3 separate regions of the Mus musculus genome follow, and all the other regions are linked to region 3. A link is a loop called in an ENCODE intact Hi-C map of the cell type or tissue named here. Cell type or tissue: left cerebral cortex. All regions are shown on one strand. Each heading gives the region's core, and the rest is flanking DNA. Links, peaks and the distances in the headings are about the cores only.

What was found. Peaks named below come from ENCODE experiments on the same cell type or tissue, not always from the same donor. Only the 100,000 strongest peaks of a DNase experiment are listed, where the experiment ranks them.
Region 1: a loop joins it to region 3, with 2.1 times the contacts of the local background. A loop is called at or near these places in 3 of 42 quality-filtered maps.
Region 2: it touches region 3 in a loop (2.7-fold over the local background); 3 of 42 quality-filtered maps call a loop at or near these places.

What each region holds. Positions count from the first base shown.
Region 1 is chr2:14,388,200-14,399,223 of GRCm38, reverse strand. It overlaps Slc39a12 (solute carrier family 39 (zinc transporter), member 12), which reads right to left and starts at 10,826. Exons shown (of 13, transcript NM_001012305.2): 1 at 10,726-10,826; 2 at 9,646-9,980; 3 at 2,871-3,152. The coding sequence starts at 9,903. In left cerebral cortex, for the core only: no CTCF peak of the experiment used is centred there; no DNase peak of the experiment used is centred there; H3K4me3 peaks cover 862 bases; H3K27ac peaks cover 523 bases.
Region 2 is chr2:14,672,829-14,683,852 of GRCm38, reverse strand. The region is part of intron 2 of Cacnb2 (calcium channel, voltage-dependent, beta 2 subunit); the gene reads right to left. Among named protein-coding and RNA genes, the nearest start is that of Gm32741, 74 kb to the right of the region's middle. In left cerebral cortex, for the core only: a CTCF peak has its summit at 6,753; DNase peaks (open chromatin) are centred at 6,754 and 8,691.
Region 3 is chr2:14,335,647-14,346,670 of GRCm38, reverse strand. No RefSeq gene overlaps it. Among named protein-coding and RNA genes, the nearest start is that of Slc39a12, 47 kb to the left of the region's middle. In left cerebral cortex, for the core only: no CTCF peak of the experiment used is centred there; DNase peaks (open chromatin) are centred at 3,404, 4,553, 4,818 and 6,101; H3K4me3 peaks cover 304 bases; H3K27ac peaks cover 860 bases.

The DNA of each region.
Region 1 (11,024 bases), core at 1,829-9,828, 53 kb before region 3:
AATACCCACTATGTGCCATGTCCTATGGCACAAATGAACTGGAGTGAGTTGCTCATCCAAAGAGGACACAAACATGGGCTATTATGTCAACATTCACTTCTTGTGACTTTGAAGAATGAATAGAAGCCTAATGAGTTAATCTCTCTGAGGTCTAATAGTGAGTTTGACAGGCGGCTACTCATAGCTGTAGTGGAAATCTGGAGGTGGAAATTAGGAACTCATGCAAGCTGAGCAAGTGTTCTACTCTGGGCTTCACTCCCAGCAATGTGACCAAATTATTGATACTTGAAAGTACTATGAGAGAAAGGAACAAGTTGAGACATAGCAGCATGACCCTCACGGCGATGTAAATTTTTCATAGGCTATAAAAACGAATGTTATAGTCACAAGGTTCTGTTAAGGGTAGAATCTCCAGCCATTTTTTTTTTTGACCCAAGAAGACCTTACAGTACAATCAATACTTATCTTCCAGAAGAGACTGGGCTAGGATGAGGTAGAAAGCAACAGAAAAACCCGCAAAGGCTTCAGCACTTGGGGATATTGATTGAAGACAATGAAATGCAGTTACTTATGGAAGTGATAGTGAAGGAATGGGGTGAAGTGTGTCTGGATGAGAACACTAACATGTAAAACCACTTCTCCTAGAAGTTGGTTGAGGAGCATCTAAAATGGCTCCTAGGGTTGTGGCCTGTGGATGTCAAGTCCTGTGCATTTTAAAATCTAGGACTGCAAGGGATAGGCTGGTATGTAACTCCTATGCTGTCTAGAACAAAGCATCAGTCTGCAGAGAGATGTCACCAGCCTTCTGCAAAGGCTGGACTGACTGACTACCTAAGTCATTGTGGTTAAATAGACTACAGGAACCATCCAGAAGTCATATACATACATTGGTATCTTTAGGAGATCACTGTGCTAAAGCAAAGAAAGGTGCATGACAGTAGTTTACTCTTGTTAACCCGATGGGGAAAAAAAGTAGTTTTCTGTGTCCTGTTATTTTATTCTCTATAGATGTTTGATCTTACAAATACCACAAAGACTGACCACTGACTATGTGGGCAGCATAAGTAGAAACCCACTCATACCCACCATTTTGCTTTAAGTACTGGATTTTCATTTCTATTTAATCTGCATCAAAAGGCAGTAAGGGGACAGGATGTCTAAAATCCTAGTAGATAATTCGAGCCAATTTAACATCATAGAGAAATCACAATGAAGATGTTACAGTTAGGAACACTTAAGGAGGTGTTCAAGCTAAAAATTGAATTCCATCAAGGAACCTTTTTCTAACATTGGAACAGGATCAATTAGGCCAAAGATTAATATTCACAAGATTGGAGGTGCCATAAGATCTTTGCAAGGTTCTTAGTAAATATGTTTTTCCTTGTATACCAAGTTAAAAGAGAAATTAAGTACATTTGTAATATATAGAAAGGGTGTTTGTTGGTTGTTGAGACAGAACAGGCTAACAGAGACTTTTCCTCCTAACTTTCCTATTTTCTTCTGTATAAAAAATTTGATGCTCAATTTGACAAATTACATTCAGATTCTACACAATCTTGCATGTTGGTCTGTCTGTCATTTGCCGACTCTTTGCCCACCTGCAACCAGAGACCCATTCCACACAGACAAAGGGACCCAGAGGGTCTGCGGCAAAGCTTGTTTTTTACAAATCAATGAATAATTCAAAAGATAATAAAGATTCACAACCATTGTTTCATAAATAATGTTCATACCCCCTTCAAATTGTGGTATGGGTCCTCAAAGAACTCTTCTGGGACTATGACTCAAGATTTATGAAGCAGAGGGTGTAGCTCAGTGGCAGAGTTCTTGCCTAGTAAGCATAAAGCCCTGGGTTCAATCCCCAGTATCAATGATGACGACGATGATGATAATGACGACGACGACAACGATGATGGTGTGTGTGTGTGTTGTGTGTGTGTGTGTGTGTGTGTGTGCGTGTGTGTGTGTGTGGTATAGGCATATGTGTGTAAATGTGTAAGTGTCCTGAGTGTGACCATGTAGAAGCCAGAAGTCAATGTTAATAATTATCCTCTACCTTTATTTTTTGAGACACTGTCTGTCAATAAACCTGAAGGTTGCCATTTTGGCTAGACTGACTGACCACAATTCCCAAATAACTGCCTTTTCCCCTCCAACCTGGTGATTGCAGGAGTAATTGTAACCCCTGGTTTTTACATAGGTACTAGAGACCCAAATGCAGGTGTCTGTGCTCATGCTTCCAGCATGTCACCTGCTGAGGCATATCCTCAACTCCATATAATGAGAATAATAATAATAATAATAATAACAAAAACATTGCATTCAGATACCTTTGTTTGCTGAAACTTCCCATTGTGCATCAGAAAGTATGCTTGAAAGGCAAGCATTTCTAGAATAGTAATGAAAGCAGGTACCCATGACCTGAGAGTTGGGGCTAGGGGTAGATGAGAAGGAGCCCGGACACACAAGGCTAAGCAGTAATCCTTTTACAAGTGATTTCATCAGTGAAATCACTAATGATAAATCATCTCTTAAACTGTTTCTGCCTTCTTCTTTGACCAGAAGCCATGACAAATGGACACATGGCTTTTGACCACTGTAGTTCATCTCTTGGATGTGGATCAAAAGCTTTGAGTCATTGTTATTCAGGAGATGAGAGCTGTCCTGTCACCTGGCCTGCCTACCCACCCAGCTTCTGACTAAAAGTCATCTACCATTAATCATTCCATTTCCACTTGAACTTTTGGATTATGTCACTATCCTAGAGTTAAACCAGAAGTACATATCTCTCTTAGAAGTTCATCCATGTCCTAGGAGTAAGTGGCAAAACTATGAACAAGCCTACAGCTCAGCTGTTCCTCACTTCTTACCTGGCTACTGGAAGTGCCAAAGTACTTCCTGGTGAAAGCCAAGATGTCATCAGTCTCCTTCTCTGAAAGGAAATAGGAGTCTTCATCCTGCCTAAGGCCGAGTAGGCTGTGCAGGTAAAACTCATATTCTCTGTTGCTCATGTTGAGCTTGGAAGAACAGATCTCTTCCTGATGAATTATGTAGTAGAGGAGAAGAAGAGAAACTCTCTGGACTACCTCCTCTCTTAGCTCATCCTCCAAATTTCCCCCAGCTGTGAGTAACAGTGCATCTGCTTCCAAACACTATAGGGGAAGATAAGAAGGAAAGAAGACAAAGTTAAGCTTTATACAAGACTGAATTATTCCACACAAGGTATCAAATTCTTATGCCTTGTAAGTACAGGGTATAGCAGTTAGTTCCTGCAGCTACAACCATGAGAGAGTGAGTCATGGTGAGACTTTTGTCTGATCACCATCTCCTCCTGGGGACGCTTTCTGTAAAAGGGGCTTTGTCCTTCGTATAAACCCAGCCAATTCCTTGGCTTTTGAAATGATGTCCCATTCCACATTGCATCTTCCACCTGTCTCTATTCTTTCTCTTCTGACTCATATTATCCTTTCTCTCTAAACTTCTGATCTTGTGGTTTTGTTTCTTTGAAGTCCCATAAAGATCTTTCCACAGTCTTGCAGGCCTCCTTTTTGCTCTCATTTTTTCAGGTCTTAAATGTCACTCTTAGCCAGATGTGATAGTGCACAACTTTAATCCCAGCACTCAGAAGGCAGAGGCAGGAAGATTTCTGTTGAGTTTGAAGCCACCCCTATCTACAAAGCAACTTCCAGGACAGCCAGGATGGTTACACAGAGCAACCCTGTCACAAACAAACAAACAAACAAACAAATGTTACTCTTTACATAGGCCTTCCCCAAGGCTCTCAATCTATATTGTACCTCACAATGTTGTTCTATAAAAATAGCATGCAAAATACACATGACTTTCAATTTTTCTTGATGGCCACATTTTAAAAGTGAAAATAAACAGGTGATATGTATTTTAGTACTTTACAAATTTTTTACATATTTAAGATAAAATTATTTAAGCATGTAATTGAAAAGTCTAAGAATGACTAATGAGATAATTTATGCTCTTTTTGTAGGTCAAGTCTTTGAAATCTAGTGTACATTTGTCAGGATATTTATGTCACACAAGTCACACATATCAATATTCTTGGTATTTATTATTTATTCAATAAATATTTATTCAACAGTCACTTGTAGCTATAGCTACTGTGTTGGACAGACATCTCTAGCATTGCATTTTTTTCAGAGCACTACATTATAAAATTTCTGTTGACCTGATCATTGTATTTTGTCTGCCACCAAGAACAAGAGTTTATCTGGTCAGGTTTCCAGGACAGGTCTAACCATCAGCATGTGGCACAGAACCAAGTACTGAGCATCTTGTAAAGATGCAGTGACACTGCCCCTCCCCAGGCCTCTGCTATTCTTGCCTAGGAGAACTGCCAAATGATTACATCAAAGGGAATCAGAACATACCATACCTAAAATATATCTCTTTTACATGTAGACAATTTTGGCTTAAAGGCAACTGGGAAACAGTAAATATGGAAGCAGTCTCTGCACTCTCTCTTTCTTCCTAAAGGCAAAGATTAAATTTCCATTGAGAAATGTGTCCTTTATGTACCAAGAACAGAACATTCTTATTCCAGGGAACTGATATAATTCTGTAAATTCACATAGACTTTACCAAATCAACCTCCACCATCTATGATTTAGGGTCTTTTGTATATTTTCCTAGTGAGTTCTCACAATTTACTACCCTGAAGCCATCTTTCCTCTTGTCACATCTCTACAACCCATTGTTGTTGCTGTTGCTGTTGTTGCTGCTGCTGCTGCTGTTGTTGTTGTTAAAGTGGTATACATTCCCTACTCCTTAGGGGGCATTTTTGTCATTTTAGATAGCTGTCTTCACCACATAAAATATCAATACAAATAAAACTTACAGACTTTTATCCTATTAACCTGACTTATTTTTCTGTTAACATCACTGATATAGTCTCAGAACCCTTCAAGGTTGAATGAAAAGATTTTTTTTACCCTACACTCTGATGCATTGTTTCACAAGTCACAGAGAAATGTGGATTCTCTGATTTGAGATGGTCACATGACATAAGACCTTCAATATAACATCATTGGACAGTGAAAAAATGACAGGGATTCTGGCTAAAAATTTTTTTCAAAAAAAAAAAAAAACACTTATTCATGGAAAGTTAAGAAGTTCTCTCAGTATCTAGAAGCAGCTCTGCTGCCAAGCTACAACCTCAGGCTGAAGCATTGGGTGATGTCTGTCTCAAGTTTCAGGGAGGTTCACCCCACTGTGGAGATAATTACCGAGGGTCTTTTAATATGTTATCTTGGAGGTTCTAATAACATGACTGCTATGTGACATGCTGGGTAATAGCTGGTGCACACAGTACACATTAGTAAGAAACTGCAGATATCCATCATCAAAGCAAAGCATGAAGGTGTTCTTCCTGAAGCCACATACACTGTAGACCTCGTGCTTTTCAAATCAATTTCTGGGCACATACAGAGGTCACACAAACTCCACTCTGAAGCCACAACAAACCTTTTGCTTTCTGTAAGTAGGCCCCATCCTACAGAGAGTGTATGAATTGGGAACTGATGATGGAGCTGAAACCAAGACACAAGCAGTAACTGGGTTGACACTACCATGATAAGGCCATCCTATGTAGTAAATAACCTTGTGAAGCTCACACTACACATAATGCTACTTATGATTTACGGACAGTGCTCTGCACAACAATCACACACTCAGGTGCTCTTCAAAATGTAATCTAGCTAATGCTAGAAAATATAATTTTGGGTGGCTTCCAACTCACAGACAGAGACAGGTATATTTGTCTCTGCCTTGCACGTAGTAATTTTTTGATGGTGGAAATTCCATTCTGCTATTTTTAATGGAAAAAAATTCTCAATCTCTTTAATAATCCTCTAAAAATAGCCACATGATGTAAGGCATTTGGAATACCAATCACTCCATTATTTAATATTTAATAAGTTAGCAGATAAATTTGTATTCAACATGCAAGGATATTGAACTGAATCAAATATGAAAAATGTTGGTCCATAGTATAACTTATAATGAAATCTAAAAGATGCTAAGTTACTTGATTAAAGACCCATAGCTAGTAGTGGTTAGCTATGTAAACATTAAATTCTTCAACAAATCATTTTCTGTCCTTCCTATTTGGTAGGAAGATGTACTGGATGGTCCTGGTGCTGTTTGTATGTTGATGCTAATTCTGCTTTTCTGGGAGGGTCTTCAGACAAGGATTGAGTCATACTCAGGTGACTTCTCGTGAACCAATTCCCTAATGAATAAAGGAGTCAATCACTGGGCAATTAGGCAGGACTTCCGGGTTGAAGAGAGGAAGAGAGGGGACAGGAGAGAATTAGGTCTTTTTGGACAGGGATGGATAGCATCTCTGGTTTCAATGGTGAATCTGTCAGGATTCACCAGAGGAGGATTTGGGTTGAATAAGGCTTACAAGATTAGGATTTTAGCTGTTGTGCCCAATGAATGAGTTACCATTGTTTCTGAACTAAGTTTGTGTTGTGTTTTCCTTCACGTGGAGGCTTGTCCAGGTTCAAGAGAGAAAGGTAGGGCAGCAAAGCATGGACTTGCATGAGGTACACCACAAAGGCTGTGTGGGATTTGAAGCATGGGAATGGTGTGGTAGTGACCCACCAGTGGGAACCTAGTAAGTTGGGTGGAGAGACTGTGGAGTTCTGAGTCAGAGTCTCCATGAGATAAAAAAAAAACGATCAGCAATTGCCTGCCATTGCATAGCCAGACAGGCCACCAGGGCAGAGGCACAAGCTTGGGAATGTGCAGGTTCTCATTTGTAATATTTCCTGCAACCGGAAGATAGGTGAGCTGAAAAAGGAAAGAGGATTGGTAAGGGTCTAATGTCAGTAATGAAAATAAGATGGTGGAGAAGGATGATTGAGCATTTCAGGGGAACTTTGTTGCCCTGATTAAAATGTTGCCAGAGACACTGGGTCAAGGAAGCTTATGAGGCCACCGAGTCAATCACATGTTGTCGTGTCAGCAGACATAAAGGAGTGCACAAAGTCCCCTGTGCATACTCTATGGTGTCTCTATGGAATGGGCAGTGTAGAACCATTTGTAGTTAAAGTGACAGGTGTGGCAGAGCACAATCCTTGAGAAACAGAGGTGAACAGGAATGAGCCTGGTTTGTCTTTACTATAAAATAGCCTTTAAGCCTAAGATGGAGGCAGGCTGGCTCTTCACTTAATCATGACATGGGTCCATTAAAACTCTATCCAGGGGCTGGGAAAACAGGGCAACTGCCAGAGTTCTTTTCTATCGTGCATAAAGCCCTAAGTTCAATTACCAGAAATAAAAAACAGAAAACATTCCACTTATTCTTACAAAGACAGGGGGGGGGGGAATCAGGACCAAACTGTTCATTTTTAAAAACTACAACTTGAATGGCTTTATTTTTAAATTCCCCATGTTCATACTGATTTTTCTAATTCCACTTTACCGTTTTTTCCTCATCAGAAATTAAATGACACTACCTCAGTCTTTCTTTCCCCAAATACTGAGAGATACAAACCCACCCCTTGCTCTCCTGGTTTCTCTCAGAATATCCAACATGAGCATGACCTGCCAAGAATATGTCTTAAATTAATGAAGAGACTCAACAACAAAGCCAAACCCTGAGGTTTAGTGTCAGAACCTGAATGCTGGTGCAACTGAATGACCTTTCCTCCGCTGGCTTTTCACAAAGGACAAGAAAATGTTTCTTAGGTGTCGTACAAAAGGAATATTCAGGAGAGTCAAACCCTCTCCTATCAGTTTCCCTTTTCTTCAGTTTCCCAGAGAAAGAGAATGAGCAGCCCTAAGATGCCGCACTCTTAGACTGAGCATTTCCAAGCCCTGGGACAGATATAATTCAAGAGGAAGCCAAACAGCCAAACCCTTATAATGTCACTAAAAATAAGATAAAATACCCCTTCCCTCCTCTTCAGCTCCAAACATGGAGAACAGTCTTGCCTGTTTATGTTCACCCAGTAAAACCAATATTTAAGCAGCCTTAATAAGGCACTTCATATCATTAAAGGAGACCATGGCCCTGAAGCAGATTCTCAGCGGAAATTAATAAGATCTGACTCCTGGTTATTTCCAGTGGGATGTCTGTTGTTACTATCTATATCTATTAATGTCATCACAGAAGAGCTGCTTATTATAACACATCTCCTCTGGGAACCATTGGGTGTTTTAATAATTATGGCATTATTTATCATTCACAGAGAGCAGAGAAAGCATCCTATCTGTGCAAGACCCTTTTTATTACAAGGACAAAACCAAAAAACATTTGGCCAGGAAATGCACACCCACACCCCATCCTCAGCCCAGATCTCTGTGGGACTGAGAAAGACAATCCAGATTGACTTTGGAAGCAGACATGCACTTCTGGTTTGCTTATACATGCTTTCAACTTATCTATATACCTACAAGTTTTTCCTTTAAAAATTCATTGACCGGGATGGGGTGACAAAGAGGGATTTTGTGGGCAGTTATTTTAAGACCCGGGTTCTCCTCCACAGTGAGACTTGATGGACCTCCTCCAGGGACTTCAAACATCCACAATGGAACCTGATGGACCTCCTCCTACAACAACCAAACCCTGGGATTAGTAGTCCCCCCAGTTTTATGCTGAAGCAATCTGGGGACGGTTACAAGGGAGGGGGTGGGTTTAAAGGGACAAGGAGATGAGTGGGATTGGGGTACATGATGAGAAATTCACAAAGAATCAATAAAGATAGAGGGGCAGAGAGAGGGAGGAGGAGGGGGAGAGGGAGGGAAAGGAGAGGGAGGGGAAGGAAGGGGAAGGAAGTGAGGGAGGGAGACAGAGACAGACACAGAGACAGAGACAGACAGAGACAGAGACAGAGACAGACAGAGACAGAGACAGAGACAGAGACAGAGACAGAAGGGAAACTAATCATGATCAACAGCAACACATCCATCCTAGGCAAATCAAGATTCAGCCTGGGAAAGAGGAAGCCTTTATGCAGTAACTTCGTGTGAGCTGCACAACTGATTCTGGTGAGAAGACAGGATAGGGTTTGCTTGTTAGGTCGGGAGAAGGAAAGCTGTAGGGAAGGCTGTGGAATAGGTCTCGGGAAGCATGGCAACAGTTTCAACTCTAAATGCAGCACTTCTCTCCTGAAGCTCTGATTGCTCCCTGCTAGTGATTGTCAAGGCACTAACTCGGGACCACACAGACTTTAAAAAAACACTAACTGACACCTAGGAGTGCATGCTCAGGAACTGAATGTCAGGCAAATATCAGAATGCTGGGATTGTCTCACAGAAGATCAAAAGCCTCTGTCTAATATCATCCATGGTCATTGCAGGACAAAAATAAAAGGATCTCAGAAAAGCAGAAGGAAGGACGGGCCAAGCACTCATCAGCAAGCCAGTGTCCCTAAAGAAGCAGAGGGGCTCTAGAAAGCATAAACACTTTTTCCTAATTGAAAAACAAAATCCCTTGTGAATGGTTTGTTTTAAGGAAGATTCGGGACATTATTGTGCCAGGCTGAACTTCTAGCTTGCATATGAACTTTGCATGTCATTTCGTTGTAATAAAGCCATCTCTATGTGATCCACTGTTCCCTTTGGAGCAATTCTTAGTACCCGACCCCACTTTATTTCACTAACCAGCTTGCAGTCTCCTTGTGTCCAATCTGTTCTCTGTGGACACCCAGTCCTCTCCAACAGAATTTTGATGAGGCTTTGTGGATGGTTGAGGGACCAGTGGTCACCAGCAGAGAGGACCCTCAGAACTTCTAGCAGGCCTTGGCTCCCAGCTCTGCTGTTATTCTGAGTGAGGGTTTTGCCGGTCTCAGTAGAGGAAACGAGGCTGAGGGAGTGGGACAGTAGGATCATCCACACTGAAAGATTGGTCCAGAAGCACATGTCCACTCTTGGGCTTGGGTTGTGTTGGGGGTGAATGGGAGGCTTCATGCAGGACAAATTTACAACCAGAGGGTTTCCTGTGGTAGAAAAGAGAAAATAAACACTTCAAGACTTTCAACATGTTTGAAATGACTCACTAATTGGGTGCCTGGGCCGATTTGCAGCAACAGGGGATCTGCATGCAGCTTATAACCCCAAAGACCAGGAAACTTCCCACCTCACAGTGGGCAGGAAACTATGCCTGCACTAATCAGTCAAATGGTTAAATGAGGGTGCACTTTCCATGTCTGCAGCCAGTGCCTGGCCCAGGACACAGAGTGAGCTGCAACACCTTAAAAAAAAAAATCTGTGCAGTCAGTGGAGAAAATTAAAGAGAAAATTTCTTTTAACACACTTCCAATATCACACTGAGTCAGAAGCCTTTGAAGAGGACAATGCCCTAGAGAAAAATAGTGATTTCAAGAAACACTAGTTAGTTTTTAGCGTAATAAAACCATCCACGAAGACACTGGAGAATGAACTATCTCTGAAAACCTCCAAGACCCCAAAAGGATAATAAATCTACTTACTCTGAAAGAATGGGAAATCACCTTAGAGTCTATCAGAATTTTTGGAGAAAACTAAGTCTTGAATTGATTGTTTAAGGAGTCAAAAATGTTAACAGCGTCTCTTGTAGTATCCAGAGACGATCCAGTAATGACCTCCAGGGTAGTAACAAGATCCTAAGATTATCTTTATAGCTTAAACAACAGTTTCAGACTCTTATGCTAGCATTTTAAAAAGAGACATAGTGACACAGACGTTTCTAAACCCATCACTTACCTCAAGAAGAGAAATAGTTGTTTATCTCTAGCTCCCTGGGCCTTTAAATTTCTGAGAGCATTTTGTGGTCCCACAGTTCTCCGTTTTAAAATTCCTTAACTGTGTGCTGAGAGCTGGAGAGGATTATTTCAGCCCAGAGACATTTCTAGTTGCTATGGAGAGAGCTGCTCAGACGGTAAGAATGAAGGTGGATGAAAGCGGACAGTTGCTGGCTCGCAGATTTGCAGGATAATCAAATAAATGTGGTTGAGGAATTATTCTTTTATATCAACATTTAGCACAGTATTTTAAAAATTATC
Region 2 (11,024 bases), core at 1,943-9,942, 340 kb before region 3:
AGTTAGATTCGGTGATTAAAAGGGAAAGAAATATATCCTTTTTAAAGTCCTTTTTGTTCAAGGTCCTTTGTACACTTACTTAAATGCATTAGATGTATTAGACATTATAACATATAAATGTATTAAAAAGCCACAGTCTAGGATTAGCAGGGGTGAATGGCCATGTGAGTAACAACTTATCTTAAGCCTACATTGCTCCATGACGCAGCATTACTAGTACTCGGAATAAATTTGAATGTAATTCATAAGCTCACTATAAGCAAGTGTTAGGCTTTAAATTTGTATTGTTGTTTTGTTCATTTTTACCTTGTTAAAAAATTAAAACTAGATTTTTTTCATATAGCATATTCTAATTATGCTTTTCTCCCCCCAACTCTTTCCAGATTCTCTTTTTCCCATCCATCCACCTAAATCATTTTTCTTTCTCATTAGAATATAAACAGATATCTAAAAAATAAGATGGCATATAAAATAATAAGATAAAAGAAAAACAAACAAGCCAGAATACAACAAAACAAACATTAAAAAAGAAGCCAAAGAAAGAGCACAAAAAACATATTCAGACACATACCAGGTCCACATGCACAAAAAAACCCATACCAACAAATCAGAAATCATAATATATAAATAAAAGATCTGTAAGGTAATAAGTTAAATAAATAAATATCCCATACAAACTATTGTCCAGAAACTCCTCAAATACCACTGAGTTCATTTTGTATTGGCCAAATACTACTGGGTATGGGGTTTATACTCAGTGAGACTCTGTTGGAGAAACTAGTTTATGCTTTGCAAATCGTTATCAATTGGAGATGTTTCTGAGTTAGAGATGAAGGCTTGTGTTTCCTCCCTTCTCTTTGTTGAGATCTAATCCAACTTACACATGTGAAGACCCATTACAGACTGTCACAGTCTCGTCTTTGCAAGTTCATATGTGCATCAGTCCTGTTGTGTCTAGAAGACCTTGTTTCTTTGGTGTCTTCCATCCCTATTAGCTCCTACAATCTTTCTGCACTCACTTCCACAAACTTTGTCCTGACCCTTGGAGATAGGGATTTGATGGAGATAGTCTATTTAGATCCAAGTGCTCTTATAGCTCCGACTCTCTCCATATTGTTCAGTTGTAGGTCTCTATTTGTTTCCATCTACTGCAGGAGGAAGCTTCTTTAATGATTGCTGAGCAAGATACCCATGAGTATAGAGTAAGGAATTGTTTTATGGCTACATTCTTTTAGCAGAACAGTAGCATTTAGTGCTCTCCTATCTCTGTGGCCTATTTAGTCTCAAGTTCTTGGCTACCCTGGCTGTGTCAGGGATAGATTCCATCTTATGGAGCAGGTGTTATATCCAATTGGATATTGGTTGGCTTCCCACAAGCTTTGTAACAGTATTGCACTAGCACATCTTGCAATGCAGTTAATAGTTATAGATTGACGAGTTTGTAGTACTATTGGTGCTTACTTTCTTCTGGTAGTGTACAGAGGATCTTCCTGTACCATACACAATAATCAGTGGGGGTGAAGGCTCTGGGTAGGCACCAGATTTCTTTGTTTTCAGTGAGTTATGTAGATGTTGTCTTCAACAATGCGGCTGTACCATAAGTTTGTGGAGAACAACCAATAGCCTTAGTAACCGTGTGGATTGTTTGGAGCCTCTTTGGTCAACATGTTGATATACCTCATTGAACATTTCATTTGGCTATGAGAGAGGTCCAGGGAAGGGACAGCTGAACTGACGGACCATTTGAGGAGTTGTATGGAAAGCTAATACTATAGATACTATAGAACCTCCTTTTCTGTTTTTTTGTTTTTGTTTTTTGTTGTTGTTGTTGTTTTTGTTTTTGTTTTTTTTGTTTTTTTTGTTTTTTTTTTTTTTTTGAGACAGGGTTTCTCTGTGTAGCTCTGTCTGTCCTGGAACTCACTTTGTAGACCAGGCTGGCCTCGAACTCAGAAATCCACCTGCCTCTGCCTCCCAAGTGCTGGGATTAAAGCACTTCCACTGCACCACCACTTCTTAAAATATATGAAAGAAATATAAATTGGAGTCACCAAATACCAAGGGAGTGCAAGGCTCAAAGGATCACAGAGCATTCTGACTTTCCTCTCTTTCCTGAGCCCATCTCTAACCAGAGTAGACAGGCCACCCTGGCAAAACTGTTATATCCCAATCTTAATTACATTCTCATATCAGCTACTTTGTTCACTGTCATGGCAAAATATCTGATCAGCTTCATAGAGAAAGACTTATTTTGGCTTACAGTTTAGACAATGTGGTCTGTCATGGGAAGAAAATCATGGTGGTTCAGGTAACTTGGTCATTGGGAGCTTGTGGTAAGGATTCTTCAGAATTTGGCAGGTCAGGAGGCAGAGAACAGGACCAGAAGTGGGGTAGAACTTGAATCCTGGAAGATCCACCCATAGTGGTCTATTACCAGTTGGTCTTGTGTTCTAAGATTTTTATAAGCACCCAGAGGAACACTTCTAGGCAGGGACCAATAGTTCAATGTGGGGGACATTTCAAAACCAAATCTAAACACAATCTACATCATAGGTATGATTAGATACAATGTCCCGTGATAGAAGCACTTCAGTGTTCAACACTTTGGGATCCTGGAGGCCAAAAAATAAACTAAAATAATATGAGTGAGAACTTCAGAAGAGCCATGATAAAGGTCAAAATGTTCAGAGGCAAGCCAAGGCAACAAGTCTCCTAGGCACAGATAATATGAGCAGTGCTTAGCAGGTACTGAGAGGGTGGTGACCCTACTGGTTATCCCTCAACCCTGGTGCATCAAGTCTCGGTAGAGTTAGGTGCATCCTCTGCCACTGAGGTAACCCAGTTGGGGACTGTATTCCACAAATAAGAAAGAGTAAATGCAATGCTTTTTCTGAGAATGACCTATCTGAGGTTAAATGTCTGCCAACAGCACCTGGAATCTAATTGCCATCTGATTTTCTTCTGTCTTTCACCACTAGCTCAAATTGCTTCTTTCCCTACCCTTGAAGAACAATATTGCTGAAGTATTTCACATTTCGAGGGTTGGGGAAGATTCTGTGGGTAGAAGTTTTTTTTCCTAAGAAGTAAATTTGAGATGAATTGATGAATTGATAAAGACAAAGAAGTGAGCAAACACACACATGATGAGCTGGATGAGAGCACCACACTCCTTATGTGCCTCATCTATGGATGGAGAAGGTTCTAACAGGTTCTTGAAAGATTTTATTAGAGAGATGGCTCAGCAGGCAAAGGCCCTTGCCATCATGCCTGTCAAACCTGAGTTTCATCCCCAGGATCCCTACAATGAAAAAAGATGCTGCAAGTTGATCTCTGACCTCTACATTGGTACCATGGCATGCATGTATGTATGCATGTATGCATGCTACACACTCACATAAACAATACACACACACAAAATAATTTTATAAATGCAAACTTAAAGAATCTATAATTTTCCTATTTCAAGCATACGAAACTAGATTCTATGATGATCAATAGATCAGGAAAAACAAATCTTTCATTAGACATAATGAATAGACTGTTGACTGAATTAATTAGTCAAAATGACACATCGCCACACTGTGTAACTGAAATAGCTTCAGATTTCAGTAAGATAAATTTTTACAAAGGATTTGCATTTGGTATAGATTAGTCAAACTAGAAGTATTTCTATTAAATAGATACTATAGTTAGACCATAGTGGCCTTCCTTGGACTATAGTTAGCAAAGTGTTGGTATAGACCATTCATTGAAATTCAATTCTCTTGCAGACCTTTAGGGTGTCCTGAAAACCATAACATAAAGAAGGAAATGAAGCAGACGTGACTCAGTATATGGAAGACAAACATATCTCAAAACTGTTCCCACTATGGAGAGACCATAGAGCAGTGGTTCTCAACTTGTGGGTTATGACCACCATAAGGTCTCATATCAGATATCCTGCATATCTGGCATTACAATTCATAACAGTAGCAATATTATAGTTATGAAATAGCAACTAAGTAATTTTATGGGTGGGGGTCACCACAACATGAGGAACTGTATTAAAGGGTCAGAGCACTAGGGAGGTTGAGAACCTCTGCCATAGAGGGTTGTACAAAGAAAAGGGGTTCCTGGGGACAAGGAAAGTTTTAGGTATGAACTGGCTTTGGTTCCCTTTCTTGCCTCATCCCCTTCACTCTCAGATACAGCCACACTGCCTCCTTGACAAACACACGAAGCATCCTTCTCCATGGCTTAAATATGAAATGTTCTCCTTTGGTTTTAAGCTTGTGAAGTTACTTTTGCAGGTTCTGGAGACAAGAAGAGGTATGACTTCCCAGGAGGAAGTAGGTACAGGGAATACATCCTCAGGTGCCTTAGCTTATCCTGAGGTCCCTCTGTTACTGTGTCCTGACTGCTATAAGGTAAAGAATTTCTTCTGCCACACACGCTTGCTGCCTTGATTTTCTAACATCCAAGTACATGGGCTCAAGAAGCATGGTTGGAACCCTCTAAAGGGTCCATGCTATTTCTGTCAGGTATCTTGGCCACTAAGATACAAACCTAAAAGGAACTAAACTCCACTCACTCTTTGGCCTCTGCAATGACTATTCCCCCTGCTTGGAAGGTTTGCTTGACTTATCATTCACATCAAGTTGTTCTCAAATATTGTTCTCTTAGTGAGAATCCTATTGACTTCCCAACTAAATCTATGGCCTTGTAACCTGGTCCCTATTTTCTTACTTTTGATAATGCTGGTAAACTCTGGACACATTGGAACTATTAACTTCATGATACATGATATTTACACCTTCTAAATAAAGCATGCACCCATGGATAAAGGAAACTTTCTTGGCTGTTCAAAACAGGGTAATAAGAAAGATACATTGACCCGTGCTTTTCCACATGCCTGTGTGGTAGAGTCTCTTGAGCAAATGTCTGTTCAGTGTTTGTATGAAGAAATGAATTGATATGGACATTCCATTTGCAGTTCAGGAAGGATCTTTGGTCTACCTCTGGGCAGCTGTACACTTGGGCTTAATAAGTGGATTATATAAATGTATTGACAGCACATCCACTCCAATTTGGCTGACTCTGCATTGTATGTGGCTCTATTACCCAGGCAGAAATCAATAATCCATAGTGTCTGCATCTACTTGCTTACAATGAACAATTCACAGAGATCTCTATCTGTTTTGGAATTCGGAGAGTTTAAGGCATGGTTGAGTTTCACAGAATAGATTTCTTTAAATTGCATGTGGGGGTGTGGGAGAAAAGCATAGTTCTAGAAAATGGCTCTCTAGCTTTTGTTGTCCTCCCCCAATAGCTACAATCAATAAATTAGCTTTTGTTATTGGTAACCATTGTCTATTTTTAAACCACAGAGATAGAGGCATTCTAGAGATAGAGAACTGTGTTGCTGCCATCTCTAACTAGCACAGGTGGCCAGAATTGCAATAAAAGGGAATGCCCACTAAGAAAAATTAGCACTTATGTTTGTTATACTTAAAACAGAGGGAACTAAAGGTCCATGGAAGTTCTCCCTCTATAAGACTGTGGCACCCAGATGTACACACTGAAGCACTCACAGGAGAACTTTAGACTAACAAGCAAGAACTGTAGAATGACAGTACATAGGGACCCCAGAGGTACCTAAGCTCACACTTCAGTTCTATGGATATCAAGAATTGACCTATGAAACTTTAAGTAGATGGCTCAGTGTATAAGAGCACTTGCTATGCAATCTGAGTTTGAATCCCCAGCATCTCAACAAGGCAGAACAAAAAGCTAAGCATGACTGCAGTTGCCTGCTACTCCAGTATTACAGGATAAGAGCGGGTGAATCCTAAGAGCTTGCTGGTCAGCTAGCCTAAGTAAAATAGCAATGAGAGAATCTGGTTTAAGGCAATGAAGTGGAGAGCGATAGACACTCAAGTGATTTACTCTGACTTCTACATGTGTGTCCATGAATGTACGTCTGCACCCTCACATTCATGTACCACCCTCCCCCCCCACACACATGTATGCATGCACACACGCACACATGTACACATATACATACACACCACCACCAACTGATCTAAATAAGAAAAAATAAGAGCTCAAAGTTGTCTCCAATATTAGACTAAATCCCCAAACGCAGGCCGCTTTCAAGTACAGCCTTGAGACTCTGCAGTTGAGGCTTAGGTTGCAGGGGAAATTTACAGGCACCTGGAAAGGGTTTTATTGTTTCTCAAGCATTGGATTCATCAGTTGGTACAAAAATGATACATAGTCCTGACATTTCAAGCATTAGAAAAAGTTGTCTTAGAAAAGTACAGTCAGTACTTTACATATAACAGTAAAGGCTTTTGGTGAGTTTCATTTTGATTTTTTAAGATCTTTCTGATCACTTCTAATTCAAAACAATTGTCTGTGTCACAATGTATTTAGAGAAAATGTTGGGGCTTAGCTTGGGCCCCCTTTTTTAATGGAAAGTAGCTTTATGCTCACTTAATATTCTTTGCAAATCTCTAGATTCATCCCAGAAATGCCTAGTTCTCAGGGGGCCTTTGAGCTCTGAACTTGCTGGCGCTGGGCCAGAACATAAGCAAAATGTCTGGCCACCCTGCAGCTCTGCAGAACAGTTATAAAAATATGGAATAAACCAGGTTCCCTGACTTAGATGAATGTGATATGCTTCAAAAATCGTCAAAGTCAGACCCTGGGAGAAGTAGTCCAAGTTGGTTGGTAGGCTGCTCCTGAATTCATGACCTTCATTCAGAGTCGCTGCTATCTCAGGAAGAAACACTAGATGTCGCTGCTCCTGTGAAATGCCACATCTCAAATCTAGGTGTGGGCATGGAGGTACGATCTTTTACCAACCTGTCTTCATTTTTAACACTGAAGACTTAGCACGTCACAAACAATAGGCCCAAAGAGTTCCCACTAGTTCTTCTATCAAAACTAAATCCCTTTAGGCAAGACCCAGTACTGCAGTTTTAGTTATTAGTGTGAAATCCTACTTTTTCTTTAATCCAATCAGGCAGGTTATCCTCCCAGTAGATGAGACATGGGACATCAGGCACAATACACAAGCATGACAATATCACTTTTTGTCATATCAAAGTCCTTTCTCATTGTGCCATTAGAAGCTACAGTTCTGTGCTCTCACCCTCATCCACTTTCCTGGACTCTCACCATGATTTGACAGCTATTTAGTTGCAGGATAACTCAGCGGGCTGGTGGTGAGTGATCTTAACTGGAATTTTCTGTGTTGGACAGCTGTTACGTATTTGTTTTATCAGCCCTGGCAAGATAGTAAATGGCTACTGCAGTAAGGGCTTTTAATTTTAATTTAGTCCAGGCAGGAACACTTGCTTCATTCTAGGGTATCCTGAAAGTATTGTGTGGGTGCCTTTCAGCATTTCCTCTGCCCTTCAAAGGGGGATTCACCACACAGCACACATTTACAGCAGGAAAATGTAAAAGAAACATGTTTCAGGGTTAAAATTTAGAAAGTAAACCAATCATGTTATGAATCACTTTTATATGTTCATGAGCATCCACGCTCCAAACAATAAATAGCATGACATGACAAGGGTAATTTTAAACATTCTATATGTACTTATTATTTTTTTAATCACACAAGCAATGCCAGGTATGGGTTCTGTCCCATGGAGTGTGCCTTAAGTCAAATCAGATTTGTCAATCTAAATATTTCCACAAGCTTTGTGTCATTGTGTGTGTGTGTGTGTGTGTGCCAGGATATGTAGCAGGCAGGACAGCATTGTAAATGGTAAATGATTTGGGGCTGGGTTGGTGTTTACATTTTTCCTTTGATATTGTGCAGAGTACCTTCCTGTACAAAAGACACTAATATGTAGTATAATGACTTTATGTAGGCACCAGCTCAAGTTCTCCAAGTACAAGGAGCCATATAGGTGTTGTCTTCAGCAGTGGGGCCTTGCTATCAGCTTATGGAGAGCAACCTACAGTCTTGGAAGGAGCCTGTGTTATTTGGGGATTCCCATGGGTTTCCTTTCACCAACAACCCAATTAGTGTAACCTAAGCCCACTTAGAAGATTCATTTCATGACAAGAGATGTCCAGGTTGGGATCCGTCCCCTGAATTATCAGGAGATTTCACCTATATTCCCTTCATATATCTACATATTTTATAAAGTGTCTACTATAATAGGTTTCCATTTTACCCCTCAAATGGTTTTTAGTTTTAGATGTCTCTCTCCATAGTCTCTCCCTTATCCTTTTCTTCCCTCCCTGGCCCCACATGATCTTCCCATTCCAGTATCCCCACCCCCATCCACTCTTAACTTCTATTTCCCTTCCGTAGGGAGAGCTGTCTGTCTCCCCTCTCCCATGTCTTACTATATAGAGTTGAACCTCTGTGGTTCTATTACAGCTTGCTTATCTTTGAGGTCATAGCTATCATCCATATATAATCAAATACATTCCATTTTTGTCTTTCTGGATCTGGGTTATTTCACTCAGGATGATTTTTTTTTCTAGTTTCATCCAATTACTGGCAAATTTCATTTTTTAACAGCTGAGTAATATTCAATTATGTAAATGTGCCATATTTTCTTTATCTTTTCTTCTGTTGAGGGACTTAGGTGGTTTCCAGTTTCTGGTTATGTTGAATAGCCAGGAATGAGCATGACTGAGCAAGTGTCTCTCGTAGGATGAAGTGTTCCTTGGTATATACCCAAGAGTAGTATATATAGAAAGAGAGCAATTACCGTCTTCCCAAGGAACTGCCACCCTGATTTCCACAGTAGCTATACAAGTTTGTACTCTCACCAGCCATGAATAAGTATCCCCTTTATCTACTCCACATCCTGACCAGCATGAGCTGCCATGTACTTTATTGATCTTTGCCATTCTGATGGGTATAAGCTGCAATCTCAAAGTAGTTTTGATTTCCATTTCCCTCATGGCTTAGAATGTTGAACATTGTTAAGTGTTTCTCAGTCATTTGCATTTCTTGTTTAGATTTGTATCACATTTTAAATTGGGTTACTTATTTCTTTGATATTTGTTTTTTAAGTTCTTTTTATATTTTGGATATTAGCCCACTGTTAAATATGTAATTGGAAAAAAAATCTCTTCCCATTCTGTAGGCTGCCACTCTGTTTAAATAATGGTGTCATTTGTCATCCAGAAGCTTTTTAGTTTCATGAGGTCCCATGTATTCATTGTCGATCTTAGTGTCTGTGCTAATAGTGTTCTGTTCACAAAGTCTTCTGCAGTGCCAGTGAGTTCAAGGCTATTCCCTGTTTTTTTCTTCTATCAGGTTCAGGATATCTGGTTTTATGTTGAGGTTTTTTATGCATTTGGACTTGAGTTTTAAGTGGACTGATGAGTATGGACTATTTGAATTCTTCTATATGCCACCATTCAGTTTTTGACCAGTGACATTTGTTAAAGATGCTATGTTTTTTCCAGTGTATATTTCTGGATTCTTTATATATATAAATGTATCAGCTATCCATAGGTATATGGATTATGTCTGGATCTTCAATTTGAAGCCACTGATTGACATGTTTGTTTTTGCTCTAATACCATGCCAATTTTATTACTATAGCTCTGCAGTACAGCAAGGTTGGGGGCAGTGATACTTCCATACTTCCAGTGGTTATTGTATTATTCTCTCTCTGTCTCTCTGTCTCTCTCTGTATATTTCCATATGAAATCGAAAATTGTCTTTTTCTGTGGAAATCTATGAATAATTGTGTTGGAATTTTAATGGAGAGGACATTGGACCTGTACATTGCATTTGATAGAATGACCATTTTTACAATTCTACCAATTCATGAGCGTGGGAGATCTTTCCATCTTCTGATACATCCTGTAATCTCTTCGGTGTCTTTTTACCATACAAGTCTTTCACTTGCTTAGCTAGAGTTACCCCCAAGAGATTTTATATTATCTAAGACTCTTGTGAAAGGTATTGTTTCCCTTATTTTTTCTAATCAGTGTTTTATTTGTATATAGAGGAATGCTACTGATTTTGTTGAATTAATTTGACACCCTTCTACCTTGCTGAAAGTATTTACCAGCTGTAGGAACTCCGTGGTGGAATTTTTAGGATCACTTATGTACGCCATCACATCATCTGCAAATACAGATACTTTGACTTCTTCCTTTCCAATTGTGTCCCCTCGATCTTCTTTAATTGCCTTATTCCTCTAAGACTTCAAATTATTGAATAGGTACAGAGTGAGTGAGACCATATATCCTGGGGGCCTAGGGTAAAACCAAATACTAATGTTCTAAAAAACAAACAAACAAGAGACAATGGAGCAATAAAATGACTCCAAATGCCATTCTTCTATACTTTTAGATCAGTACCTTGCTCAGTCATCAGCAGAGACACTTCCTCCTGCAACAGATAGAGATTCACAGCCAGACAGTATGCAGAGATAGAGACAGACCTTGGAAAACTCAGCCCTAAATGCAATGTCTTGTCAAGTTCCTCCCCTCAGAAAACAGGAAACCCTGAGGAAGGGGAGGTAGAAAGAAGGTGAAAGGCAGAGGAAATAGCTGACACAAAGAAAACGAGGTCTTCTAAATCAACAGGAGCAAAGCTCACAGGAGCAGAGACTGAGGCAGGATGCACAGGGCCCACATGTGTTCTGCTGGATGGGGCCCTAGAGCTGAAAGAAGAAATAGACACTTTCCTCATCCCTAATTCAGAGGCTATATTCAATATGCAAATAAAAATTAGTTTTCGCCAAGGGGATCTCACTGGGGAAACAAACTACTCCCCCCTACCCCAGTTCCAAAGTCTTTATTGTTTTAGAAAAGATGATCCATCCTGTCAGTGGGATGAAGAGCTCTATCCAGAAACCCATCAGTTGTCCTGAAAAGGACTCTGGTTTCTCCATGCTTATTTGTACACACCCAGTCATGGGCACAAGACTTGTAGTTGAAATATGAACTAACCAGTACCCCCCGGAGTTTGTGTCTGTAGCTGCATATGTTTCAGAAGATGGCGTAGTCAGCCATCAGTGGAAAGAGAGGCCCATTGGTCTTGCAAACTTTAT
Region 3 (11,024 bases), core at 2,010-10,009:
CAGGGATGAGGAGGAATGACTTCCAGCTCCTATTTTAGCCACAAATCGTGGTATTACTAATGACATAATTCTTGCCTAGGTCTTGCTAAATCTAAGGTTGATAATTCTCCTTTAAGAGCTGCACAGCACTCAGAACTGTGCATACTGGTTTGTGATCGTACAAATTCAGTATGGGCATCGCTTGGTGCAGAGGCACTGCAAGGAAAGGTCCAGCTTGACCATTTCTGAGTTTCCTGTGAGATAAACCCAGTTTAAAAGAGGTTGGTATCATATTTTGGCTAAAAATCAAAAATATTTTTCGGCTCTGCCTCACCTCCCCAAAAGATACCCAGAGCCACAGGTGTGGGTCTTATCAGTACCCACGAGAGAAATCGGGTCCATGTCCACCCAAGCCAAGGTTAAAAGCCCACTCATCTACGGATGAGAAAATCATTTAATCACCTCAGTTAAGCATTGCCTTATTTTAACTTAATTAATAGGAGGGAGAGAGATTGGAGACGTACTATTGAAAGGGCAAGCCCTTCACTGCCTCCCACCCAAATAAAAAAGCCAATTGGCCTTGTACTACAAGAGCCGGTCGAACTCCTTCTCCCTGTTTCCCACCTATCATCCAAAAATGCGGAGGAATATCAACTTAGTGTTATTCTTATTATAGTGTATTTCACATTTGTTCAGTCAAACTTAGCCAGAGTTCCAACGCCCTACTTAAAATTCAACTAGAAAGTTACCTACCAAGTACTAATTAGCATTATAAAGTCAGAGCCAACAGCTCCAGGCTTTTCAGTTAGTTGTTTACTAAGATAAGAAAGGTCACTCTTAGCCAGATACAGTTTACCATAAGAAAAGTTAAGGAATCCCATGAAAGCAAGTTTTTTCTTTAGCCCTAGATTCCAGGCAGAACTATTGAGCATAGATAATTTTTTCCCCCCTCAGGCCAGCTTTTTCTTTTTTTTTAATTTTGTTAATAAAAGGGAGGAGATGTAGTCTCCCCTCCCCCAGTCTGAAACCTGCTTGCTCAGGGGTGGAGCTTCCTGCTCATTCGTTCTGCCACGCCCACTGCTGGAACCTGAGGAGCCACACACGTGCACCTTTCTACTGGACCAGAGATTATTCAGCGGGAATCGGGTCCCCTCCCCCTTCCTTCATAACTAGTGTCGCAACAATAAAATTTGAGCCTTGATCAGAGTAACTGTCTTGGCTACATTCTTTTCTCTCGCCACCTAGCCCCTCTTCTCTTCCAGGTTTCCAAAATGCCTTTCCAGGCTAGAACCCAGGTTGTGGTCTGCTGGCCGGACACAACAGATTTCTCACAGAAAATGCCTCATATGCATTCAAATAAACTTATACAAACATAAAAAATAAAAAATAAAAATGAGGAACAAAGCTAAACAGAGAATTCTCAACTGGGGAAACTCGAATGGCCAAGTAGCATCTAAAGAAATGTTCAATATCCTTAGTCATTAGGGAAATGCAAATCAAAATGAGACCTGAGATTCCACCTCACACCAGTCAGAAGGGCTAAGATCAAAAGCTCAGGTGACAGCAGATGCTGGCAAGGATGTGAAGAAAGAGGAACACTCCTCCATTGCTGGTGGGATTGCAAGCTAGTACAACCACTCTGAAAATCAGTCTGGTGGTTCCTCAGAAAATTAGACATAGTCCCTGAAGACCCAGCTATACCACTCCTGGGCATATACCCAGAAGATGCTCCAACATGTAATAAGGACCCATGCTCCACTATGTTCATAGCAGCCATATTCATAATAGCCAGAAGCTGGAAACAACCAAGATGTCCCTTAACAGAGGAATGGATACAGAAAACGTGGTTCATTTACACAATAGAATACTACTCAACTATTATTTAAAAAAATGATTTCATGAAATTCGCAGGCAAATGGATGGATCTAGAAAATATCATACTGAGAGAGGTACCTCAAAATATACATGTTATGTACTCACTGATAAGTGAATATTAGGCAAAGAGCATGGAATACCCACAATAAAACTCTTGGACCACATGAAGCTCAAGAGGAAGGAAGACCAAAGAGTGGATGCTTCATTCCTACTTAGAAGTAGGAATGAAACAATCAAGGGAATTAGGAGGAGGGAAGGAGGGACTTGGAGGAAGAGAAGAGAGGGAGGGGAAAAAGAGGGGAAGAATCAGGTAGGGGAGGAGATGCACAGTGGGTCAGGAAATTGAACAGAGGTGTGTAGCAATGGGGGATGAAGAACAGTGAGTAGCAACCAAAAGTCCCAGATGCCAGGAAAGCAAGAGCCTCCCAGAACCCTACAGGGATGACATTAGCTAAAATACCCCCCCAAGGTGAAGGAGAACCTGTGGAAACCATATCCAGAGGTTAGGCATGGCCCCCAAGTTGAGGGATGGGGCCACCCACCCATCTCCAAAATTTTAACCCAAAATTGCTCTTGTCTAAAGGAAATATAGGGACAAAGAGTGGAGCACAGACTGAAGGAAAGGCCATCCAGAGACTACCCCACCTGGAGACTCATCCCACAAGCAGACACCAAACCTAGACACTATTGTGGATGCCAAGAAGTGCTTGCTGACAGGAGCCTGTTACAGATGTCTCCTGGGAGGCTCTGCCAGATACTGACCAATACAGATGCAGATGGATGCTTACAGCCAACCTTTAAATTGAACATAGGGGTCCCAATGGAGGAGTTAGGGGTAGGACTGAAAGAGCTGAAGGAGCCTGGCATCAATAGGAGGGGAATACCTTGGTCCTGTGAAGGTTTGATGCCCCGTGTAGAGGAATGGTAGGGCAGTGAGGCAGGAGTGGGTAGGTGGGTGGGAGAGCACCATCATTGAATCTCATAGAAGCAGGGTAAGGGGGGATAGGAGAGGGGAGTTGCAGAGGGGATAACATTTGAATTGTTAATAAATAAAATATCCAATTAAAAGATAAAAAAACAATGAAAATCTACCTATGCTGCAGTAGATGGTCTCATATTCATAAAAGACATAAATCAGTCCTAAGTAGACTTTGTGGGTTTAAAAAAACAAAAACATGAAGTTGAAGTTGGAAAGAAAAAATGGTAGGGGTAATAGGAAAAATCTGTCATGGATGGAATGTATATTTTATTAAAACACATTATATACATGTATGAAAATTCCAACAAAAAACACTAAGGAAGGCATATTCATTGGTCTGTGACAATCCTTAATCTAATATTGAGGACAGAAAATTTGGGGCAATAAAAGTTAAATTGGCTTTGAACTTTATAATAACATGGAGATTTCCATGAGAAATCAAGCAGACCACACAGGTTAGGAATGTCCTTGAGTAAATGGCTATTGCTGGGTACCAACTGGCATGTAGCCACAGCTGTCAAGGATTCCTGGGGAGTTGTATTGGCCCCTCAAAATAGGACACAGTGTATTCTGGCTCATTAGTAGACAGTGATCTCTAAGAATAAATGTATCTCCTTGTTTGAGCTCCATGGACTTTCCTCAGAAGAAAGTGGGAACACTGAAAAGGCAAGAGCCACCATGTCTCCTGACACAGAAAGTCAAATGCTCAACTCATGACTCTCAGATTGTTGTGAGCATCGTCATGGTACCCTTTAATTTATCTCTTATATGCAAGATTGTCCTACCATGAACTTAAAGGATCATCCTCCCTGCCTTCCTTCCTTTATCTATTTTGCTCAGTTCTACCCTGTTTGTTGCCCCTATTTAAACTAAATCTCTCTCTCTCTCTCTCTCCCTCGCTCTCTATCACACACAGAGAGAGAGAGCAAGAGAGAAGAAGAAGAAGAAGAAGAAGAAGAAGAAGAAGAAGAAGAAGAAGAAGAAGAAGAAGAAGAAGAAGAAGGATACATGTATATCAGATATATTTCCTAGTAAGACTATGAAAAATTAATTCAGAAAGGAACAACAACAAAAACAGGAAAACTGTCTGCACTGGGGCGGGGGGGGGGAGGTGCGGGGTTGCAGAGGCGAGCTTGAGGCTTGAGCTTGAGCGGTTCAGGCTGGCCAAATTGTGAAGGCTGATAATTCCAAGACCTCCCTGCAAGTTGAAGACCCAGAGGAGCAGGTGGTAGAATTCAATCTAAGTTCTAAGACACACAAAGCAGGGAAGCCAGCCAGTGGCGTGAAACCTATTCCAAGGACAGTGAGGTGGGAAGCTCCCGGCTTAAACAGGAAGACTAGAAGCAAAAGAGTGGACTCCTCCTGCTGCTGCTTTTGTTCTTCCTAGGCCCTCAGTGGACAGGGAGATGCCCATCCACACAGAAAGGTGAACTATACTGTTGAGACATCCAGATCTCTGCTGAGTAGGTGGCACGTGCCAGCCATCTTGACGGTGAGGGCTGAGAAGAACTTACTGTGCTTTTTCCTACCAAGAACTCACTCTCATGTGCTGGGGCTTTCAGTTTTTATCTTAGCCTATGTGAGAGTTCTTGGCAGCGATGTTATCTTGGCTAAACTGCTGTGCTTCTTGTGAAGGAGCAAGTGTTTTGTAAGCAGTTCTTTGGTATCCTGAGGCTTGGCACCATACAACGTACTCCGTTGAAGACAGGCCAAAAGAACACAGTGGCTTGGATGTCCAAGGATCCACTTCAGGAAAGGTGCCCTGACACAGCCTCAACTTCCTCAGCTAATTTCTTCACTGCTGCGCATGTGCAGAGCTCACATGTTTGCTGCCCTTCATGAAAGGAATCTGGCTTTTAAATAAAACAAGAAAGGAACAACAACAAAAAGCAGGAAAACTGTCTGCACTGGTGGGGGGCGGGGGGAGGTGCGGGGGTGCAGAGGCGAGCTTGAGGCTTGAGCTTCAGCCGGTTCAGGCTGGCCAAGGAGCTCAGAACGCGTGCCAGATTCCTTGCTACTTGGCAGTCGATTCGAGTCAGCTGCTCAGGCTAAGGTCCTTGCTGAATCTGCTTTCTTCATGCCCTGCAAGTTTTGCCTGAAGAAGCTATAACCCTGCAAACATCAAAACATCCTACTTGTGATACGTGTGTCACAGGTGCCTGAAAGCCATTGCTGACACATTCGGGCTGGTTGCTGCACACACTCGAGAAGATGGCTGTCAGCAGAGGTTGCAGAGCACATTCAATCCGAATAAACTATTCTGACAGAAGCATTTATTTCATGACCCATTCCTAGTAACAGTCAGGCTGGCAATAAGGCTCAGTTGGCAAAGTTCAAACCAGGACAGACGTCTCATCCCCAGAACCTACCTTTTAAAAAGGTAACACACATTTGTAATTATAGATCTGGAGAGGCAGAGAGAGATACCGTGTTGATTAGCCTCCTCAGCCTACTTGGGGAGTTTCACTGGGACAAAGAAGGAAAGAGGAAAGGAAGGAAGAAAGGGAGGGAGGGAGGGAGGGAGAGAGGGAGGGAGGGAGGGAGGGAGGGAGGGAGGGAGGGAGGGAGGGAGGAAGAGACAGAGACAGAGACAGAGACAGAGACAGAGACAGAGACAGAGACAGAGACAGAGACACACACCATCACAGGAATAATACCTGTGATAGCTCTTTGGCCTCAGCATGTCCATGTGCGCATACAAAAATAATAAAAGGAAATCAGAACTCGTTCTAAGACTCAAACTCAGTACCACAAAAATCACAGAGAGGTAGGTCCATCCCTTTGTTCTGAATATTTCTAAGAGAGTCAAACCTTACCAGCCAAATAAATGCTTATAGTCAAAGAAACAGATTCCTGAAAAACAGTAACCCTTTTCCACTGGACACTTTAAATCCTCCTTTGCCCCATCAATATAAGAGCCAGTGCCTCTGAGTTTGGAATCAAGCCCCAAGGTAGTGTATGGCGAAGAAGGACGGCATGGAATCCTATTAATTTACATGCCACGCGTTGAGCACAGAATGGATACCAAATAAATTATTATATTATAACAAATGGTACCTTTACCTTCAACATTTGAGGGGAAAAAAGAGCCAGAATTTCCTTCAAAATATGCATTGCTGTTCTCTTAAGAAGCTGTTGTGGTTTCTACTTCTGCCTTAAAAAAAAAAAAAAAAGGAGGAGAATAGAGCTGTGTTAACAAGTTCAGCTCATTCTGTGCTCTCAACACAGAAGCTCAAAGCTTCTGCTTCCTTCCTTTTAGGAGAGGAACAAACTCTGGCCCAAGGACTTTGAAATTCTCATGAGGTCAGCATCGCTATGGGGACACTCTCTACTGTTATCATCAGTAAGGTAGAGATGTGGCTCTTTTTACAAAGCTGTAAGTTCCTCCCCAGAACTACACAATATCTTCCCATTCCTCTCTTGGAGTTCACACTCCAGAATTCAACAAATGAGAAGTATTTGCTTGCATATACTCATTAATGATGCTGATAAAAGGGTCCTGGGAGCAACAAAGTACAATAATTAATAATAATTAATAATTAATAATTTAAAATAATAATAAAGTACAATGATTAATAACAATTAATAATATCAATATTAATGATGCTGATAAAATAATAATATTTGTTATGTATAATAATTAATAGATAATAATTTAAAATAATAATAAAGTACAATAATTAATAATAATTAATAATGATAATTAATAATAATTAATGATGCTGATAAAAGGGTCCTGGGAGCAATAAAGTACAATAAAGTACAGGAAAGTGAAGAAGATCAAAGCAAGAGTGTCATGCTACCAGTTTTCTGTTACTATAGCACAGCAACACATAAGGACCATGAAAATTTAAGGACAAAATAAGCTACATAGAAGTTTTGGGCTAGCATGAATGATACAGTAAGACCTTGTCTGAAAAGGAGAGAGAAAGAGAGGGGAGATAGAGAGAGAGAGACAGAGGAAAATGGAGTGAGCTAAAGGAAAGATGGAAGAGAGAGGGAAGGCATTGTTCTTGATCACAGTGTTAGAGTTTCCAGTCTATGAATACATGGACCCATTGTTTTGGGGCACTGTACTATTACTGTGAAGAGACACCACGATAAAGTCAAATCTTAGAAAAGAAAGCGTTTAATTAGGATCTGGATTACAGTTCCAGGGGATAGTGCATTATCACCATGGGGGAAGCATGGCTATACAGAGGTGGACATGGTGCTGGAGAAGTAGAGAAGTAGCTAAGAGTTCTATATCCTGATGCGTATGCAGAGAGAGAGGGGGGAGGGAGAGAGAGAGGGAGAGAGAGAGAGAATATGAATCTGGGCCCAAACATGGGCTTTTGAAGCCTCAAAGCCCTCCTCCCTAGTGGCACCCTTCCTCCAACGAGGCCACACCCACTCTAACAAAGCCATACCCCCTATTCCTTGTAATTTTTTCAAACACATCCACACTCTGGTGACTAAGCATAAATATATGAGCCTATTGGGGCCATTCTTTTTCAAACCACAGGAGCATATGTTAAGGAAACATATTGTGGAAGGGGTGAATGGCACAGCAAAGATAACACACAAAGAGCCAGAAAAAAAAAAAAAAAAAAAAAGGAGAAACACTGGAGACTGGAGGTCCCACAATTGCCTTCAAGAATATGCCCTTAAGTACCCAAGAAGTTTTCACAAGGTACTATCTTCAAAAGATCCCTCACTTCCCAACACTGCTACTGTGATTCCAGGCCAGGGGTTTATAGATTTATGACACAATCTATATCAAACACGGGAGCTGAATTTAGCACCTATAGTTCCTGACAGGAAACAAATGGAGTTGCTAAGGTTTTAGTTGATTTGTATGCTCTTGGGCTGTACCCTCAGGTTATGTGAGATTCCTAACATTTTTAGGGAAATACTATTTTAATACAATATAACTCCAAATGTAGAATGTCCTGTGGGCATACATTTTTTTTGCAACCTACTTTTAACAAGGGTCCAACCTCTCCTCTAGCCCACCACCCAGCACAGGTTGTGGAAGAGAAAAGTTTTTAGGATGTGGGGGAAGTAGACCTGTTCAGCAATAGTTCTTTGGGGGCAAGCTGGATCTTGTCAGCAGTTCAGTTCCATGGCAAACACCAGAAATGATTCAGCAGTTGCAGATCAGTCCTCTTGGCAGGCAGACACCACACATGAACCAGCAGCTGTAGTTCACTCCTGAAGAAACCTCAAGGCTCATCAACCGACCTGAGGCAGGGCTGTAGAAGCAGCAAGCTGCTGAGGGAACCTCACACACCTCAGGAGCAGTTCTTTGTGGAGAGAGTTTCTCTCAATGGCAGCATAACCACAAGCAGAGCTCAACGACACAGTGCAAGGCAAACCAATACATGCATGTCTTTAGCAGAGAATAATGAGCTGAAACCAAACCAAACCAAACCGATGCTCAGTGCTCATCTTGAACTGTCTGTGAGGTCATATTTACACTCCTTCATCACAGGTCCTTTCATGAGTTTGCTATATTCAAACATCTATTCACCTGTGTCTGCTTCAGAAAAACAGTCTTTCACATGTTTGCGTTAGCAAGACGTCCTTTCACCTGTATGCCCCAGCAAAACATAACTTGACATAACTAACTTTCCCAAGAAACCAGAAGTTTCCACTTCACTGTCCATCAAACTCATTCCTTGGGCTCTCCTGAGGAGCTAACTGAAACACAGATTCCAGGACTCTGGCTAAGGTACTTCTTGAAAATCTAAACATGGACCTAAAGAACAGGGAACTGTGAACAGGGTCCTGGGGCCCTAGTGCACAGCAGGGCTAGAGATTCCCCCACAGAAGCCATGCACCGAAGAAATACAAAGGGTTTGGACTTTTTTGTCCTTTTCCAGAAAGTAAATAAATGCCTATTGTTTTAAATACACAAAATCTGAAAACCAGCAAGAGAAAGCAAAAGCAATGTAGAGTTCTTTACCACCCCCAGGGAACTAATCAGACCCCCAAAGGAAAGCTATGCAAGGAAGGGTTTCCACTTGTCACTCAGGGCTGGCTCAAGATCAATAGTTATTGCCAAAGAAAATTAGCAGCACACAGTGTCTCCAGCCAACAACAGGAGCCCTCTAATGTCCCTGTCACCTTCTTTTAAAGGAGCTGCCTGTCAGAGACCCTTCTAAATGAAAAATGCTATTTACAGAATGAAGAACTGCTAATACCAAAACAGGCATTCCTGGTACTTAGTGGTGTAATTTGGGTAAAATTTTTCTCTGATTCCATCTCTTCCTGATACATTTTTTTTACCATAACATTTCTTGAGACTTAACCAAAAGCAATATTTTATGGCTAACTTTATATGATCTTTGGACACAATATGTATTCCCTATGCGGGGAAAAACATCATCATGAAACAGGCAATAATTCGATCACTTTTGGTTAAACCCCATCTTGAATGGAAATTGGTCACTTTAGAATCAGTTATACTACACAAGGATGTGGGCTCACTGTTCTTTCCAAAACTGGGAAAGAGCTCACCACCTTCACTTCTCAGGAATTCAGACTGATCAGGAATGGGGAGGAATGATTCACACTACCAGCAGGGACCGTTTTATATCACTTCTTCCTCTCTGAGGCCCCGTTGTGCGGTTGTGATAGAAGTGAGTAACTTAAGAAAACAGAATTACTTACTCTCTCACAGTCTCCAGGAGAAGTCAACATGCAAGGTACTAATTTGCTAGAGTCTCCTACATTGTGTTTCACAAGAGAAGAAGGCCTGGTCCTCATGTGGTAGAAGGCACAAAGACAAAAATTCTTAATGTCTGTGGTGACTCTTTCATAAGGAACTCAATCACCTCTCCAAAGGAGGAATTCCTGACCTAACACCACAAAACAAGCCATCTGTCAACACCACCCCACTGGCTTGTAAATTTAAAAAATACTTCAGGAAGGTGTCAATCAAGCCTTGGAAACTTATTACCGAGTAGAATTGTCTGAAATTTTTCTTCTGCTGTTGTTGTTTCAACGCAGACATACACACAGAGGCCATAGAGCAATCTCAGATGTCATTGTAGGGATGTCATCTATGCCCTTGGAAACATCGTCTCTCACTGGCCTAGCAATAACTGCCTAGGCTGAATTGACTGGCCCCTGGGTCCGGGGAACTTTCCTGCCTCTACATCCTCAAGTTTGGATTGTACGTGTGTACCACCATGATGGTTTTTTACATGAATTCTGGGGATCGGGGAATCAAAGTTGGGTCTTCATACTTTCCAAACAACAAGTGCTTCATCAGCTGAGACACACACATACACATGAGGGAGTATGGGTGCAGGTGCTGATATGGGTGTGGGCAGGCATGCAGGTGTGTGCATGCACATGCCCCTGTGTGTGTGTGTGTGTGTGTGTGTGTGTGTGTGTGTGTGTGTGTGTGTGTGGTGTCCATCCCACTCCTTACCTAAAGATTTCATTTATGTTATTGAGTCCCTCTCTCTTCTAATCTAAGAGGTCTAGGGGAGGGCCAGGTGATTACAATCCAGTCACAACAGAACACTCTTGCTTAATGAAACTGTCTCTCCCTAAGACGTCAGCTGAGAAGTTCTTGCTAGCACAGGCATTTTATTCTCTTAATAATGCAAAGGTTGGCAAAGAAAGGACACCCTGACTCTAGTCTGCTATTGAGAAGACAATGATATGGTGATTTTTGCTTATTATGTGTTCATGCACATAACAGTTCTGTGACCCAAACTGTGGAGACCTCTGACCCTAGTTCCCTGTGGCTATGCCTGGGAATTTAAGTGCATAAAAAGCAGAAGTACTTCTGGCTTTTAAACTGAGCCAGGTCAGGCAGGCAGCTCTCGTTATACTGTCCCTTTGGTAAGTCACTTCAGTAGAGGACAGGAGCCTAGCATGTCTGAATCACAGCCCAGCCCAGCCCTCTTCATCCTTTCTGCTCAAAGCCCTCTTATTCCAGAAGCCCTCTCAAGCTCCACCTCTGCTGTCCTCCTTCCCCTAAAAGGCTTTTCACTCATTTCTAGGCCCCTCTTCATGTGTCTATTCAAGTGGCTTCTCCCAGGCACTATTCCCGGTGTTCAGAGAAATGCTACTGACTCTTATAGTTAAGACTCACTGGCTTGCATGGTTCACTTCCAAGGCCCTAGCAGGGCTCTCACATATTTGTGGGATTTTGTTGCTGTTTGTTCTGGTTTGGTGGGTGGAGTGTTGGTTG